Regions from separate parts of the Mus musculus genome. Here region 2 is linked to region 1. Evidence: chromatin loops called from intact Hi-C (ENCODE). Cell type or tissue: heart. All regions are shown on one strand.

Region 1 (8,000 bases):
TCTCTCTTTTCTCATTTAAAACAAAAAACATGGCTTATTGTTTTATTATTGTTTTTGTTTTTGTTGTTTTTGGTGGTGGTGATGGTGATGGTGTGTGTGTGTGTGTGTGTGTGTGTGTGTGTGTGTGTGTGTGTGTGTGTGTGTTGGAACTGACCCAAAAGCCTCTTTGAGAACTACCTCTCATGGTACAAGAATGTGCCATGGAAGCTTCCAAAGGAAGGAAGCAATAATCAACAGTCCTTGGCTATGACGCCTACAAATCACAGCAAAGATCAGCATGGTGCAATAACCCTAAGGGTGCAGTAGGAGTACACATACCTTGTTAGTAACAAACAGCTCTCTCTTTAGTTTTTTGAGATGGTAACATTCAGAGGATCGATGGATAATACCGAGATTCTTCGTTCTGTCTTTACAATTTTTTTTGATAAGTCTAGAACTGTTTCAAAATGAAAACTCGAAAACAAAACATGACCGATTTACTTCTTACACAAACAACCCTGGGTACTTTGTTTGATTTGTGCAGTAGGGTTGAGAGTTGGTCTGCAGAGTGAATAGGGAGACCAATCAGAAGGCTAAGGGGATTAAGGATGGTGGATTGCCCAAGAAAGATAATGATAGTGGAGATGGAGAGGAGTAGGTGGGTTCAAGAGGTGCTTTGACCTCTCATTTGGAAGGATCTTACCCAGGAGAGAAAGGAAGAAAAGCCTTATTTGAAAAGATTATTCTCTGTACACTCCCTTTTGATAAAATGTGGGACTCATTAGGCCCCATATGCCTTACATGCCTGACTGGTATTTTCATTGTGGGTTCATAATCCTCTGTCTATTAATGTAACTTGGACTGTTTATTTGGGTGTTTTAAATTTTCTCTATCTTTTCTCCCATAGTTCTTACACATATAGGGGAAAACAAGGTAAGAGTCTTTCTTTCATTTCTTGCTGTGTTTACCTCTGCCAAGGACCTTTCTTTAGATAATCCCTCTGTGTCTTTTCACCAACATTATGTTGCCACTCAACATTGTGACCTTTATAAAACCCCACTGGTCTATTGGGATTGCACATGATATGTCCTTTCCAATATCTAAGTCTTTCTGAAGAATCCCTTTTTGTTAAAATTTTCCTTGTTCCAAGGCTCAGCTGGAGAATTGTTCTGCTTAAGATTTACTCAGTCTAAAGCCATTCCTTGGCAACTGAGAGTTTTTATTTCCATGTCCACACATTCAATAGTGCTCGTTGCATCCAACTTGCTTATAAAATTGACTAGATTTTCACTTCTTTGACTGTGAGTCAAAGCTTTACATCAGTTATTTTTTCCCCTTTATCATCGGATACCAAAGAAGTTGAACAGTGATAGAGATCTTACCATGTGCTTTTCTTCACTCTTGACTTTACCTTGTTCACATGCGTGCTTCTGTGAAATGTAATTATTCATTCTTTGCTTTCCATTGCTTCTACGAAGACTTCCCCCTCTTTCCTCCACTCCCACGCTCCCCCATGAAAAGTAGTCGTTTGCTGTGTCTTCTCCATTGTAACATCAAGTAACAACCTATTCCTTCCTGGCCTGTTGTTTTGTTGGAGCTGGCTCCACCAGAGGGCGCTCAAGGACTTGACTCCGTCCAGCACTAGCTAGCTATTGGACTTCTGTTACACTCTGTTTCAGTGCGATTCTGCCTCTGTGTCAAGATTTCTCCTTTCCAGATCTATTTCATTTTATTGTCAAATATTTTTAGTGCATCTTCATGTCATGTACTATAGCAGATGCAGAAGCTTCCTAGGCCATGGAGCAGTTAAGTGAGGTAAAAGAACAAAGCACATATTCTACTAGACACAGATAAACAGGACAAAGGCAACTTTGTGAGGGCTTGTAGGCCATTCCAACAACTTGAACTTTTTATGCAGCATGAGATGTTCCCTGAAGGGCGTGTTGCTGTATCAGCCTTTTTCTCTCTTGGTTTTTCAGCCATAAGCTGGCTAGTTTCTTCTATGGCACATTCTCTGCTTGGATGTATCCTCCCACCATGAGCTGAGGGCAAAGGATCCATGTGATCATGACCTGAAACCACTAAAATCAGGTGCTCAAGTAAGTATTTTCTTCTTTTTTACCTTGAACATTTTAAAAAATATATTTATTTATTATTACACACAAGTACACTGTAGCTGACCTCAGATGCGCCAGAGGAGGACGTCAGATCTTGTGACGGGTGGTTGTGAGCCATCATGTGGTTGCTGGGATTTGAACTCAGGACCTTCCAAAGAGCAGTCAGTGCTCTTACCTACTGAGCCATCTCACAGCTCCTATTTTGAACATTTTAATTTATTGATTTATTTATTACTTTTATGTGTGTGGATATTTTGCAGATATGTTTATGCACTAGACACATGCATTGCCTGTGAAGGCCAGAAGAGGGCACCAGATCCCCTTGTGAGCTACCATGTATGTGTTAGGAATGAAACCTGGGTCCTCTGCAACCCCCTGAGTCTTTCCTTTCCTGAAAAAAAAAAAACAAATCTCAAGTATTTTGTCACTGCGAAGTGGATTAACACAAGTGCTGCATTTGAGTGCTGTCTACTGTGTATTCCTTAACCTCCCCACGCCTTGATTTCCCACCTGTCTCCTCTCCAGTTTAGTACTAGTAACACATGCTGGAGGGTTGTAATGAAATTGTGTGATGATAATTAAGACTTGTGAAACACTTTGAAAGTACCTAGAACACAGCAAATAAACTCCTGTAATGTCTCTCCCTTCTCTTTCATGAATGAAACCATATTTTATCTTTTCATCACTAACACTTAAAGACTTGGTACAGAGTACTTACTAGATACTTAATTGACCCCACATAAATATAAACCGGGCTTTCCATCCAAACTGGTTTTGTCAGCATTTGTGATATATATATATATACATATATATGTGTGTGTGTGTGTGTGTGTATATATGTGTGTGTGTGTATACATATCTCACATGGATCATATATATAAATATATAATATATATATGGATGACAGAGAGTTTTTTACTGAGGTCACTTACTCATTCACCTTGGTATGGTGGTTAAGAGTAAAAGTTCTAGTGGAACTCATTGGGTAAGAACACCTGATGCGTAAGCATGGAGACTTGAGTTCCAGTTCCCGGCATCCATGTGAAAGTTGTGCATAGTTACCCACGCCAGTATCCCCAGCATTGGAGGGCAGAGACAGCCATATCCTTGGAGCTTGTTGGCCAGCCTGCCAGACTAAAATGGCAAGCTTTTGGTTCCCTGGGAGACTCTGTCTCAAAAAGAAAAATAAGGCAGGAAGCCATAGCAGAAGACTATCTGACATCCTCCTCTGGCCCCTGCATACAGGTTCATGCGCATGTGCACGCCCTCCTTCCCATATATACATACCCCTCTCACACACACAGGAATGAAGGTTCTAGAGCCTGATAGCCTAGTGGGTACAGCTCTCATGTTTCTTACTAGAATGAGCTTGGGGACGCTATCTAATCTCCCAATGCCTTAACTTTGTCACTTGGAAAACAAGAAAAAGATAAAGGAAGTTAAACGTAGAATTGCAGAGTACTCAAGTGGTAAATGCTAATCTTGTCTCTAGTGAAATGGTTTCATGAGCACCATGGGTATTCCAGGGCCTGTTTTCGCCTGTGAACTAGTGAGGAAGGGAGAGTGAAGCCTGCTCCCTGCTCTCAGAAAACCCATAAGCTAGTGATGAAGGCGAGGGTGAGGATGTCTAGACAGAGCCTGGCAGAGGCAAGGACTGAATTTGTGGGAGGGACTGGCAGAAGGAAGAGGCAGGAAAACAAGATTTTATAGGAAATGGAAAGCTTGACCTTGGCGTCTCCTGGACAGTCCTGAGACACTGATATGTAATAAACATCAAAAGCCCCCTAGTGCTTCATAAGAAATAGGTCCTGCACCAAATTTCTCCCGCAGGTTTTCTTTACCAAGACCAGTTAACTAGAGCCTCCATTCTGTATTTTGAAAATCAGAGAAATCCCAGACTAACATCACACAGTTAGACACTCACAAGTGTAAACACGGTTTTGAATATTTTTCCTTAGGAGATTCCACTTTTCTTTTGTGGTTAAGCCAGAGGATCCCCAAAGGCAGTGGGCTACATTTTACACATCTCCGTTCTGTCCCCTTCTTCCTTCCAAACACTTATATTTTGAAAAGCCTCACATTTACATTTTTCTTATTCAGTTGACGGAAAGTGTCTAGACCTGGAGATTATAGTTCAGAGATAACATGCTTGCATAGCATGTACAAGGTCCTGGATTCAAACTCTATATAACACACACACAAACACTAGCAACAACAACAAAACCTGGGCCCTTTTTCTAACTCACACACTTAGTAGGGGTTTCCCAGATGTGGGAGGACTCACTCTGTGTTTAAATTATTGCGATCAAGGACAGGGTGTGGGTAAAGGGAAATCCTTTATTGGTCTGTCTCTCAGAAAAACCAATGAAGCCATTGAAGCTTGTCTGGTTCCCCCAAGTAGTTAAAAAGAACAATAGAATCAAGAGTTCCTGGTGTTCTCTGGAGCTGATTTTGGCAGATGATAAGCAGCTTGTAAAAGGGCTTATTATTTGAGTAGAGCTTTGGCTGCCTGACTTTTAAGGTTGATTATTTATTTCTCATGTTGTATAACAGGAGCATTGGGCAATGCTCAGGAGACGCCTTCCGGGTCAGCGATGTAAGGGCTTCCGACCCAACTGTCCCCTCCCAGCAGAACTGGCCTCTGGCCACAGAGTAAGGGAACCAGGCTGGGTGTCTTGTCTCGACTCTGTCCACCAGACAGGCTTTCTCACTGGTTTCCTTAGATGTTGAAAACATCAACATTCCCCGCTAGTCCCAAGAAAAACATTTCTCTGTGCGTTTAAGTTCTTAGACCTTCACTGGTAGCATGACCTGCTTTGGAAAGATTTTTTTTTTTTGAATACAGAGCTTGGTTATTTTCAATAAGCCACTGTTATGGGGCCCCTGCAACTCAGTGAGTAGAGGCTTTCTAACTGGGTAGTATGAAAATCAGCCACAAGTTTTCTGTCTGCAAAGGGTGCAAGGCGGAAGTTGTCACTGGCCTTTTTGTTCAGAGCTGTAAAGCATTGCACTTCCTTGCTGAGACAGGATTCCGTAGCTTACTGAGAGATCCAGAGCTAACTTTAGACATTTCAGTGGAAGGAAGTTCTTTTTTTTTCTCCCTATGCTAAACTTTAAAAATGGGTTGGGCCTGATCCCACAAGCAATTGAAATAGTTTCAATAGTGAAAAACCTAGTTGCTTCTCTGTCTGTCTGTCTGTCTGTCTGTCTGTCTGTCTCTCTCTCTGTGTCTGTCTGTCTGTCTGTCTTCTTTTTCTTTTGTCTGTTTTTCTAATAGGAACCAGAATTTTGGAGGCCGTTCTGTATATAGATGCTGGGAATCATCATTTGTATTAGGGCTGTCAGCGACATGGGAAAGAGCAGTAGGAGGTGATGGGACCCAGGGGGAGATTTCGTGAGCTACTCGATGAATTTTGGATGATGTCTGATATTAGGAAGCTGTGTATCTCTGAGAGAGGTTGCCTTGACCTTGGAGTTACTATTTCAAGAAGACCCTCTCTCCCTCAGAGACAGTGTTTTATTGACGAATGACTTGAAGATGTTAAAGACAATCATCCAGGCAGAATTTACTTCTCTAAAAGCAACTGTACCTAAGCACTGAAATCTTTCACATTCTACATTGATGACTATTTTGGCTCCTACTTTAGCCAAAAGAGGCTAGATTCGGATACAGAAATGAGCAACATGGGCTTATGTGTTTTATACATAAATTTTGGTGTAAACTAGTTGGCCCTCTTCTATCACACAAAGAAAAAGACAGCTGAAAGTTCCCATGCTTTAGTTGCCTAAAGGTGACACATACAACTTCTGCATACATTTTATTGACAAGCATTGGGTCCTTCACTTCAGTCTAACTGCAAGGGATGTGAGCTATGAAGAGGTGTACCTGTTAGATTTGCTGGCTATTGATGCTTTGCTGCATTCTCTGGGTACCAACTCATCATTGATTTCACACCCCATTTACAGGGAATAGATGAATGATGCTGACTTTCCTTAAGACAGAGACTGAACCAAGTGAGCACCAAGCCACTTCTCTGTCCCACAGACAGGGCTTGCCTCACTTATGGAGAGGCAACAGAAGAGGTATGACTGGCCCATTTGTCATAGACAGTTTTCTTTTCCCCCTTCATTCTCATCCTCCCTCCCTCCCTCCCTCCCTCCCTCCCTCCCTCCCTCCTTCACTCTGGATGGCTGCTTCTCCCCACCCCCACCCCGCACCAAATCACACCAACAACGTAAGAATTGTTGTTAAACAGTGTTGTCTTCCACTGTTGTCATTCCAGTACTGAGTCCCAGGTCTGCTGAAGCAGCTCGAGCCTTTGATAATAAGGTGCTGTTTTTAAACGAGAGGTCACTCTCACAAGCCATGCCTCCTATCTGTAGGGGCTCTAAAGCTTTAGGCTTCTTTCACCACAAATCAGTTTGTCCCTCTGATGAAGTTAGGTGAGCAGAATTCCTTATTGCTCTTAAGTATCACAGAGAGAGGGAAAGTTGATTAGTCCTTCTTGATGAAGAGTATCCAGTGGAGAGTTTCCCTAGTTTCTCACTAGAAGGCTTTCTCAGAAAGAATATAAGAGGAAAAATGATTTGCTTGTCTTGACCTGACCATACTATTTAGCTGAACCTTAAGCTCTGGAGCATATTAATAGAATGTACACACACACACACACACACACACACACACACACACACACAAGCTCTGGAGCATGTTAATAGAATGTATATACACACACACACTTAAGTTCTGGAGCATATTAATAGAATGTACACACACACACACACACACACACACACACACACAAGCTCTGGAGCATGTTAATAGAATGTATATACACACACACACTTAAGTTCTGGAGCATATTAATAGAATGCACACACACACACTTAAGCTCTGGAGCATATTAATAGAATGTATACACACACACACTTAAGCTCTGGAGCATATTAATAGAATGCACACACACACACACACACACACACACACACATGCACACAGACAGACAACCCTGCAGTACTTGTTGACTTAGGTTACCTATGCTTGTAACAGTTTCTTGTTCTCTTTGTTTTGACTCTCAGAGATAAACTAAATAAATATTTTCCCCAATATCTTGAGTGCCTGCCATAGAAATGGGATGGCTGGTGCCAGCATAGCTCAAACCCTGAAGAACTAATCTGCCAGAATTTCAGCCCATCTTATGTTTCTGGAATATCTACTTTTCTTAAGGGCAGTCTCTTAAACTAGATGCACATGTGTTATTTGCTCTGTGGATAATAGGTTGGCTGGTTAGCTAGGTGGCTTGGGGCATGGGGAGTGGGAATGAGGGAGGGACAGAATTGTAAGGAGTGGAGATAACAGCTGGGTCTGAAATATGCCCCACTGATTAGTTTGCATTTTCCTACTATGTTCTATGCAATGCTTCTTCTTACAAGACTATAAGAGACAAACTTAATTAATCTGTTCTTGAATATAAATCATATCCCTTAGAGATTCAATGCTAATCCTAATGTGTGTATGCGTATGTGGTGCACACATGTGAAAGCATGCATGAGAGGCTAGGGTGTGATTTTTCTGGAGCCATTCACCTTGTTTTCCAAAACAAGATCTCTCTATGGCTCACTGTTAGGTAAGCTGGAGGATGATATGGCCCATCTTTGCCTTCTCAATGATAGGTTATAAATGCACACCATCATATCTGCCCCCCTTTTTATGTAGGCTCTGGGATTTGAACTTGGGTCCTCATACTTGTGTGGCAAGCCCTTTATCAACTGAGCCTTCTTCTCAACCCCTGGTTAAAGAAGTTTTAGGATTAGATGCATTATTGACTTTGATTGTAGTTTACAATTTAAATTATTTTTCATGTATATATCATGATCTATACATGCATATATCATGTATAATGTATG
Region 2 (8,000 bases), 100 kb after region 1:
TGCCCCATCCTTTCCACAGGTGAACACTAGACCACATAGAGCATCATATTTGCCTGGGAAGTTTTAACACAAATGCTTGGGCTAGGAGGACAATGGAATGGTAGAGCACCTGCTGACCCTGTGTGAGTCCCTGGGTTCAACCTTCAGCACAAAAAAAGGTACTCTGGGGCTTGACCAGCTCAACTTTGAATGTTCCACCTTTCTCAGGGAACACAGCTCCAATGTCAAAGAGTCCCCTTTGAGTTGAGAAGCTGTTCACATCCTCTGCCACCTAACTCATAGGCACCTTTTTGTGAGATGGGAAGTGCTGCCTTCTGTTGTCTTTGAGCACTCCCTATGAACACACTGGTTCCCCAGCCTTGACACTTTTTCCATACTGCCTATTGTTGTCACCTGATAGTTTTAGAGCTTTGCTTCTCATTTCTTCAAGGAACTCCTGGAGAGTAGGGAGTGTGTATATCACATCCTTATATTATTGCTCCAAAAATGCCAACTTAATTAGCACACAGCACATATTCAGTGCACATTGGTTGAACTGGTGGAAGTCTTAAAGATGGGAAAGCTGATATCATTTCTTATTTGGACAGATGCATTTTGTCCTTTGGAAGCAAAATGATCACATGGGAAAGCTCACATAGAGACAAGCCCTGGCTTCCGATCCTAGCTGTGTCCTGAACTTCCATTGTGACGTGTAGTAAGTCACTAGTGTTTCCTGGCACATCATTTCTTCATTTGTAAAACCGGCACTGATAAGTTAGCTTCATGTTAGTACTAAGACTTGAGCTCTTCTGCATAGCTATGGGCAGTCTTTTTCTCATGTGAAGGTGTGAAGGTCTTTAAAGGGTAGAAATTGATCCTGGGTTCTGAAATGAGAAACTTGGCTAAAGTCTGTGAGTTGCCAAGCTCCTCTGCTTTGTGTGTGTGTGGAGGAGAATGTTATTTACTTGCCACCCATATCCTTGACTTTGAACTCTTTCATCCCAGGAATGTAAAATATTATCTATACACCTGCTCCCTTCTTTTTATGAATAGATCGGGGGGCAGAGGTACAGTGAGCGCAGCTGGATGTCTGCTTGACCCTCTGAATGTTTCCAGCTTGTACTAGGGTTTCCATTATTATGTGTAATAAAACCTGTTCCAGAAATGTATTGTGAGGAGGATTGCTGTTGTTTTTTTTTTTTTTTTTTTTTTTTTTGTCTTCACGGGTTTCTAGTTTTCTCAGAAAGTCAATACAGAAACATGGGAGACAAGATGTACTACTATCCAAAAAGAAAACACCTGAGAGCTAAGGGTTGCTTAACAAAAGCTTCAGTCCCTGGAATACAGTCTGCTACATAGGCACTATTAAATATAAATATATGAAAATGCCCATGACTCTCAAAGTTTTATTTTAAAGAGAAATCCTTAATGAAATTGTATCTCAAATGAGGTGGGTATGAAGCTGTCTTGGTTGAGGAGAGGAGCGAGGTGGGGGGGGGTCCAGTTCTGCTTAGACTCCCCTCTGGGACACAGGGAGATTCTACAGAGCCCAACTGAAAAACTTTTCTTGTAGCTGGTAAAAATGAGAAGTGTTTCAATTTTTGCTTTCTCCCCAGTTCACTTTGGCTATGTGCAATCTTAATAAAATAAATAGAATAGAATCTTTCGGTAGGGGAATATGTGCATCTGAAAAGAAAAGGTTGGCAACTCTCTCCACCTATCCTTACTCCAGGAATCCTCCAGTTATTACTGGGGAAGCATGGAAGAGGTTATTTTCAGTAGGAGACTTCCACCTTGATTCACAAACATATATGAAACTAGTGTTTGTTTAACTTACATAAAGAAGAAAAGAAAAACACCGTGGTAGTTTCCCCAGCATTCTGTAGAATGCTCGTTGGATGTAGTCTACTACATTGGTTCACAATGTAAAGTTCTTCTATAGAATCTGGTCTGGTCAGCAGCCAGCTAGTTGCAACTGCCTTTTGCACCAGAGGCCCCTCTATTACCCTAATAATCAGAACCATTCCTAACCAAATTCATGGTCAGCACCCTGTAAATGCAGGTGTCCAGAAGAGGCCTTGAAAGCACATCCTTCCTCATGCAGGCAGGACTGTGACCATCTGCCCAGCCTGACATTCTTGTTTCCCCATGACCTGTAGGTTACAGAGGGATAAATTTAAGGAGTGTATTAAACAGAGTGGTTTAAGAAGCAAGGCACATCCTCACCACTGCATTTGGAAGACAATTTGGGATAATGTTTTGGAGATGTCAAAGGGATGATGCTTTTAAATTAAGAGGTTTCTTGTTACCGGTGTCATGGTCCTTTCAAATGAATCTCTTCATGCCCTGCAGATTGTCCTTCTTTATAGGTATCAGAAGTGGTAGACATATAACTAGTTCTGGGAATTCCATTTGATAGCAGAGTAAACTAAGGAGTGAAATGATTGTCCCAGCTCCAGATAGCAAGCCACCAGAAACTGCAGCTTCTTCTCTACTGACTTTTCTCCACCTCCTCCATCTCCTGGTCAGTCTCCTGATGGGCTCCCTAGCTTCAGAATCATGATAGAGGATAGCCTTTGGAGCCCCGTGCTCCTCTGTAGCTGCTGCTGAATTCAGTCTTTAGCCCCAAGCATGCCCCACCTCCCCAAACCTGCCATGGAATATGGAATAGTTATTTGAGATTCAGTAGTTAACGCCTGAAATCTGGTTTTAGGATCAAGAATACTCAAGGTTAGGGCTGGAGGAAACTTTAGGACCCCAAGGATTTGTTCAGCAAAGCCAAAGCTAGACCAAGTTTTCCTGTGTTGTTTTCCTGCCTTCCTGATTGAATCCTGAGCCTTTCTTTTCTTGCTCTCTTTCTAGTCTATGAACTGCCTCCCTTCTCTACTCTGTCCCTCCGTGTCCTGTCTGACCGGGGGGGGGGGGGGCTGCCCTGAAGTGTGCTGCACATTGTCTATACTTATTCTCCAGGATCTTGGTGTTTGTTGGCTTAAGGCTGGATTAAGGACCTCAATGCTGGCAAAGAGTCTATCATTCCAGCTCTGAAACAAGACTTAATCCCAGCTAAAACCATCCCAGACATTTGTTTAGAAGTGAAAATAATAGGTTTAGATGATATTGCCCAAGACCCCCCAGCTAAATGACCACAGCAGGAGGCAACTTGGAGACACTCAGCTTGGAATCTTAATTTGAGCACTCTCCAGGACCTGTAGGCGCGGGAGGGAGGAGGAAGACAATTGAGAGCAAGCCTGACTGAACTCAGCCTTCCTTCTTGAAGCAGTCTATCCTGAAGTGGGGTACTCCAGAACCCTGCCGGTTCATTTTGTTCATGGCTCTTGTCTGAAATGCAAAGGCCAGCAGTAAACAAATCCTTGTGTAGTTTGTGAGCAGTCTGGCATTTTTTTAAGGGGTGCCTGGTTGGGAATTTCCCGCCCCACTCCTCAGCCCAAGCCAGGCACTACAACTTGTGTTCAACCTAGCGCAAGGGCACAAACCCTAAGGTTAGGCACGGCCTGCCAGAAGTCAGCTTCTGTGAACCTGGAGGCTGTTTAGCAGCTGGGCTGTGACTGAATTCTCTGATTTTTTTTTCTGGATTTGCTGTCTTGGGCTTGTATCTTCCCTCTGCTTCCCTCACGCTCCCCCCCCGCCCCCCCCCCCGAGTTTACAGCGAACTCAGCAAACTCAGCTCTCAAGGTGGTGCCCATCTGGTCTCTGGGTCCTGGAGCCAGTGAATCTCCAGGGGGGTGCCCGCTCCAGCACTGGTCCCTGAGTTGGGGGTGGGAGGGAAGAGGAGGAGAACCGGAGGGCGCCTCCCTGGGGTCCCAATGAGCAATCTAATATAGGATTATAAGATGTGCGTTCTTCCCTTGCTGCCCAGCACGGACTGCCTAACTTGTTTTATCCGCTGGACCATTTGCTCATGATTCGCTGTCTTGGTAAGAAACAAAGAACTCTCCTAAAACTGCACTAAGTCTCTTTTGGGGGAATCCCTCAGGAAACCCAGGAGCTTCAGCAGGGGCACTTAACGCTCTTCTAGGGAACAAATGAGGACTTCTTGGGTGTCCCTAGGTGCCTTTGCAGACATCAGCCATCGCCCCCTGGAGGGGAGCCTGGCATTCCAGCAACTTCTGTGACTGGAGCCGATAGGGACCGGCCTCTCTCGGGCGGGGGGACTCCAACAAGCGGCTGGCAGAGCGGACCTGTTTGCAGACTACTTTTGAGGTGGGATGGCAAAGAGTTTAGAGCTGGAAAAGCGTGGAAGAAGAGGTTGTGTACCTCTCCCCAGTCCAGAAAGGACCCAAAATCACAAGTGAGAAAGAAAGAGTAAATGCAAACAACCTCAAAAAACAAGCCAAGAAAAGCCAAGCCAAAAGAAGCAAGCGCAAAGCTGTTACAAAACTGTCTGGTTTTGTAACAATTTCCCCGCTGCCGGCCAATGAGCAGCGTGGTAGGAGTCACGTGGTTGCGTTTTATATAACGCTTCGCTGAGACAAGACAGTTATTAGGCAGCGCGGGGCAGCCGGCATGGAGCTCGGGAGGCGAGGCAGACTCGCGCGCGCGGCGATCCCGCCTTCTCGCTCGCGCAGCCCGCTCCCAGCCGCCGCTCTTTCCTGCTAGTTCCCTGTTCCTAGACGCCTCTCCTCACTCCAACCTCCGCAGTTCCTTCTCTCAATGGATTCCCTTCAGACCGCACAGATGGTGAGCTTGTCCGCCGAGCTCGGCAGCAACAACTTGGAGCTGGCGGAGCCGGAGGAGCCGGGGACATCAGCGGCCGCAGGGCAGTCAGCCGCCCACCCGGAGGAGGTGACACCCGAGGGCTCCCAAGCTCTCGGGGCTCAAGAGCCCGAGCAAAGCCTGCCTCTGGCGGTCCCGACACCGCTGGAGTGCAAAGTCCTGCTCACGCAGGCGGATGCCTTGGCATCTGAGGGGCACCTTCGGGAAGCCCTCGAGGTGTACCGACAGCTCTCCGAGAGGCAGCAGCTCGTAGCGGAGCAGCTGGAGCAGCTAGTGCGCTGCTTGGCCGACAGTGTCCCGCAAGAGGAGCTGGCCTCCGACTCGAGCGGCACTTCGAGCTGCTGCGCCGCGGCGCTGAAAGAGGCAGGGGAGGCCGCGGCCGTGGCCCCCGAGGTATGGGATGGCTTTAAGTGCAAGAAGTGTCACGGGTTTCTCTCAGACCCGGTGTCCCTGTGGTGCGGCCACACCTTTTGTAAACTGTGCCTGGAGCGCGGGCGAGCCGCCGATCGGCGCTGCGCTCTGTGCGGGGTCAAGCTCTCCGCTCTGATGGCGGCCAGTGGGAGGGCACGCGGGCCGCGGCGCGCGGGGCAGCCGGCGCCCCTGCAACTGCGAGTTAACGTGGTACTCAGCGGCCTCCTGGGCAAGTTGTTCCCGGGCCCCGCGCGGGCGTCGCAACTCCGGCACGAGGGCAACCGGCTGTTCCGCGAGCACCAGGTGGAGGCAGCTCTGCTCAAGTACAACGAGGCTGTTCGTCTAGGTGAGTCCCCCCCACCCCCCATGCGCCGCCACAGGGGCCGTGCGGGCTTGCTCGCCACGCGAGGGGGGCGGGGGAGCGATCCCTGCTGGGAGGCGGGGGCGGGGGGACGGACCGGACTGATTTGGTTTCGCGCGCGCGCGCGCGCGCGCGGGCTGGGGGGTGGGGTGGCGAGGGAAGAGCCCGTGGCCCACGAGGAGGAGGGAGGGGGCATTGCAAGGAGTTTGTCTTCCCTACTTTAGCTTTTTTTTAAAAGCTGTGTCTCAGTCTTCTGATTGGTCCTATAGCTTTTTTTTTCTTTTCTCGTGCTCTTTCCCTCTCTCCTGCTTGCTTTCCTGCTCCTATACCTCCTGGTTCCAGTTTCTTAGTTTATCCCGTTCGTCTCTTTTTTGCGCATTTTTTTTCTCAGTTTTGTCGCTGTTTCGGTCTTGCTCAGTGTCACTGTCTCTAGTTCACGGTCTTTCCTGGACACTTTGGAGCTCGCTCTTACACCTGCCGGTACCTCCCCTATCAGCAGAAGAACTTGGCACTATTTTCCAAACTCCCGCGCGGTCCTCCTGGCTTTTACCAACCGGAGGTGGCTTGCGGGCGCCTGAGTCCGTGGCTCCCGCCTCTGGGAGTTGTCCCTTCCGGGGCCGAGGCTCCCTGTGGGGTGGGTCCCGCCTGGAATTAGGTCAGGAGAGCACTGGTTGCATAAGGCCCTCGAGCCAGCCCGGGCCGGCGGCCCCTCCCCCGCGCGGGCGGGCGGGCAGGCAAGCGGGCGGGCGGGCGGGCGGGGATTGTGTAACGCTGAGGTAACTGAAGTGGGCCACGCTCGCCTCAGAAACCATCCCGCGAGCGTGTGCGGGGGGCGGAGGGGGGGGGGGCTCGCTCCCCGCTGCCCTGTGACTCATTGTCACCGTTTCCTATCACACGATTCCTTGGCTGAAATAGATGCACTTGCCCCGCCCCCTCCACCCGCTGCAGTTAGACAGCCAGTTCCCCGACATCGAACCCTTTGACCCCTCTAACCCAATGAATGGCAGGACTAGGCAACTGCTCGGGATCCCCCCCCCCCAAGGCAACAAGGGACTGATCACAAAGGGGCCATGCCTCTGTTTAACCTGCTCCAAGAGTTGCCCAAGAGAGTGGGCTTTGTAGCTTCAAGGGCAACCCGGGCAGTCCCACATCTCTGCTGGACTGGAGTACCAGAGTTTTCCCAGGGACCTGTTTGCACCTTCTGCCTCCTCCCACTCCAACCCAGGAAGTGGCCTTGGAACCACCAGCTGATGCCAGCCAGCACCTAGGCAGGCAGGCAAGGCAGGGCGATGTGTCCAACCAAACGTGCTGGTGTGGAGGGAGTTGGCTAAGCAGAAGGGGCTGTAGGGTCCTAGGACCTCCTAGGCAATCTCTGGTGGATAGAGGAGGGATGGGATGGAGTCTCCCCACATTTCAGTCCCACCCAAGCCAGCAACAGGTAATGCAGAAGGGAGCAAAACCAGTGGCTATGAGAACTGGGGAACACAGATATCCTCACAACACATACCCTGCTTGTGTCTAAACAAAGCAGGCTGTGAGCTGCCAATGGGCTAGTGGGTGTGTGATTCAGAGAAGTGTCAGAGAGTACTGTAAACTCTATGCTAAAATCAAGAGCAAGTAATGGGCACCCAGGTCAGCCCAGAGCATACATCCTTCAGGGGATGGCATAGAGGCAGACATCAAAGCCTGTTTCTGGCAGCAGAAGCTGTAGCCTAGAGCTTGTGAAAGGGCGAAGCCATATGAATGAAAGAGGTAGGGGCCACTTAAGTATGGAATTCTAAGGGGGGCTGGATACTTTCATCCACGGGCTAGCCAGGAAGCCTCTTCCCACCTTCCTCTTTGTCACTGCTATCACTTCCCCAGGAAGACTCTTTCCTGTACCTTTGTTAATAATCTCCTTGGAGCAGTCAGGGTAAAAAAAAAAAAAAGTCAATACCATCCATCTTCACCATTCTAAGGGGAAATGGGCCCCTTCCACGGACTATATTTATCCTGGAACTGGCTAATGTTCTATTATTCTAAAAGCTGTACCCACACTCAGTAAAAGGAACTTTCCTCTACCCAAGCCTCAAAACTTGAACATTAACCAGCAGTGACTCGAACCAGCTGTGTGACCTATCACTTCACCTCATTGGCCTTAGTTTTCCTATCTGAAGAATGGGTGGGTTGAAGACCTACTCAGGCCTGGATTCTAGTGATTCAGTGATGGTGACAATAAGACTCCTAAAAGTTGTGTCAAGAAGGTACTTTCTCATTTTGCCATCACTAGGAGGATGGACCTTGTAAATGCATAGCTGTTTCTCCAGGAAAGGTTTATACCATAAGCACTGACCATTAGGGAGAGAGGGAGGTTTTTTGTCTTTGTTGTTGTTTTGTTTGTTTTCTTTTTGTTTTTTGGGTTTTTTGTTTTGTTTTGGGGTTTTTGGGGAGTTTTTTTGTTGTTTGTTTGTTTGTTTTTTGTTTTGGTTTGGATTTTTTTGTTTTGTTTTTCGAGACTGGGGTTCTCCCTGGCTGT

What was found. Hi-C counts contacts between places; a loop is a spot of excess contacts. Peaks named below come from ENCODE experiments on the same cell type or tissue, not always from the same donor. Only the 100,000 strongest peaks of a DNase experiment are listed, where the experiment ranks them.
Region 2: it touches region 1 in a loop (10-fold over the local background); 12 of 42 quality-filtered maps call a loop at or near these places.

Annotation. Positions count from the first base shown.
Region 1 is chrX:36,224,379-36,232,378 of GRCm38, forward strand. No RefSeq gene overlaps it. Among named protein-coding and RNA genes, the nearest start is that of Gm42406, 32 kb to the left of the region's middle. In heart, CTCF peaks have their summits at 1,585 (motif pointing right) and 2,396 (motif pointing right); a DNase peak (open chromatin) is centred at 4,683.
Region 2 is chrX:36,323,930-36,331,929 of GRCm38, forward strand. It overlaps Lonrf3 (LON peptidase N-terminal domain and ring finger 3), which reads left to right and starts at 4,480. Exons shown (of 11, transcript NM_028894.1): 1 at 4,480-5,470. The coding sequence starts at 4,651. In heart, a CTCF peak has its summit at 4,072 (motif pointing left); DNase peaks (open chromatin) are centred at 4,452, 5,362 and 6,142; H3K4me3 peaks cover 2,874 bases; H3K27me3 peaks cover 5,823 bases.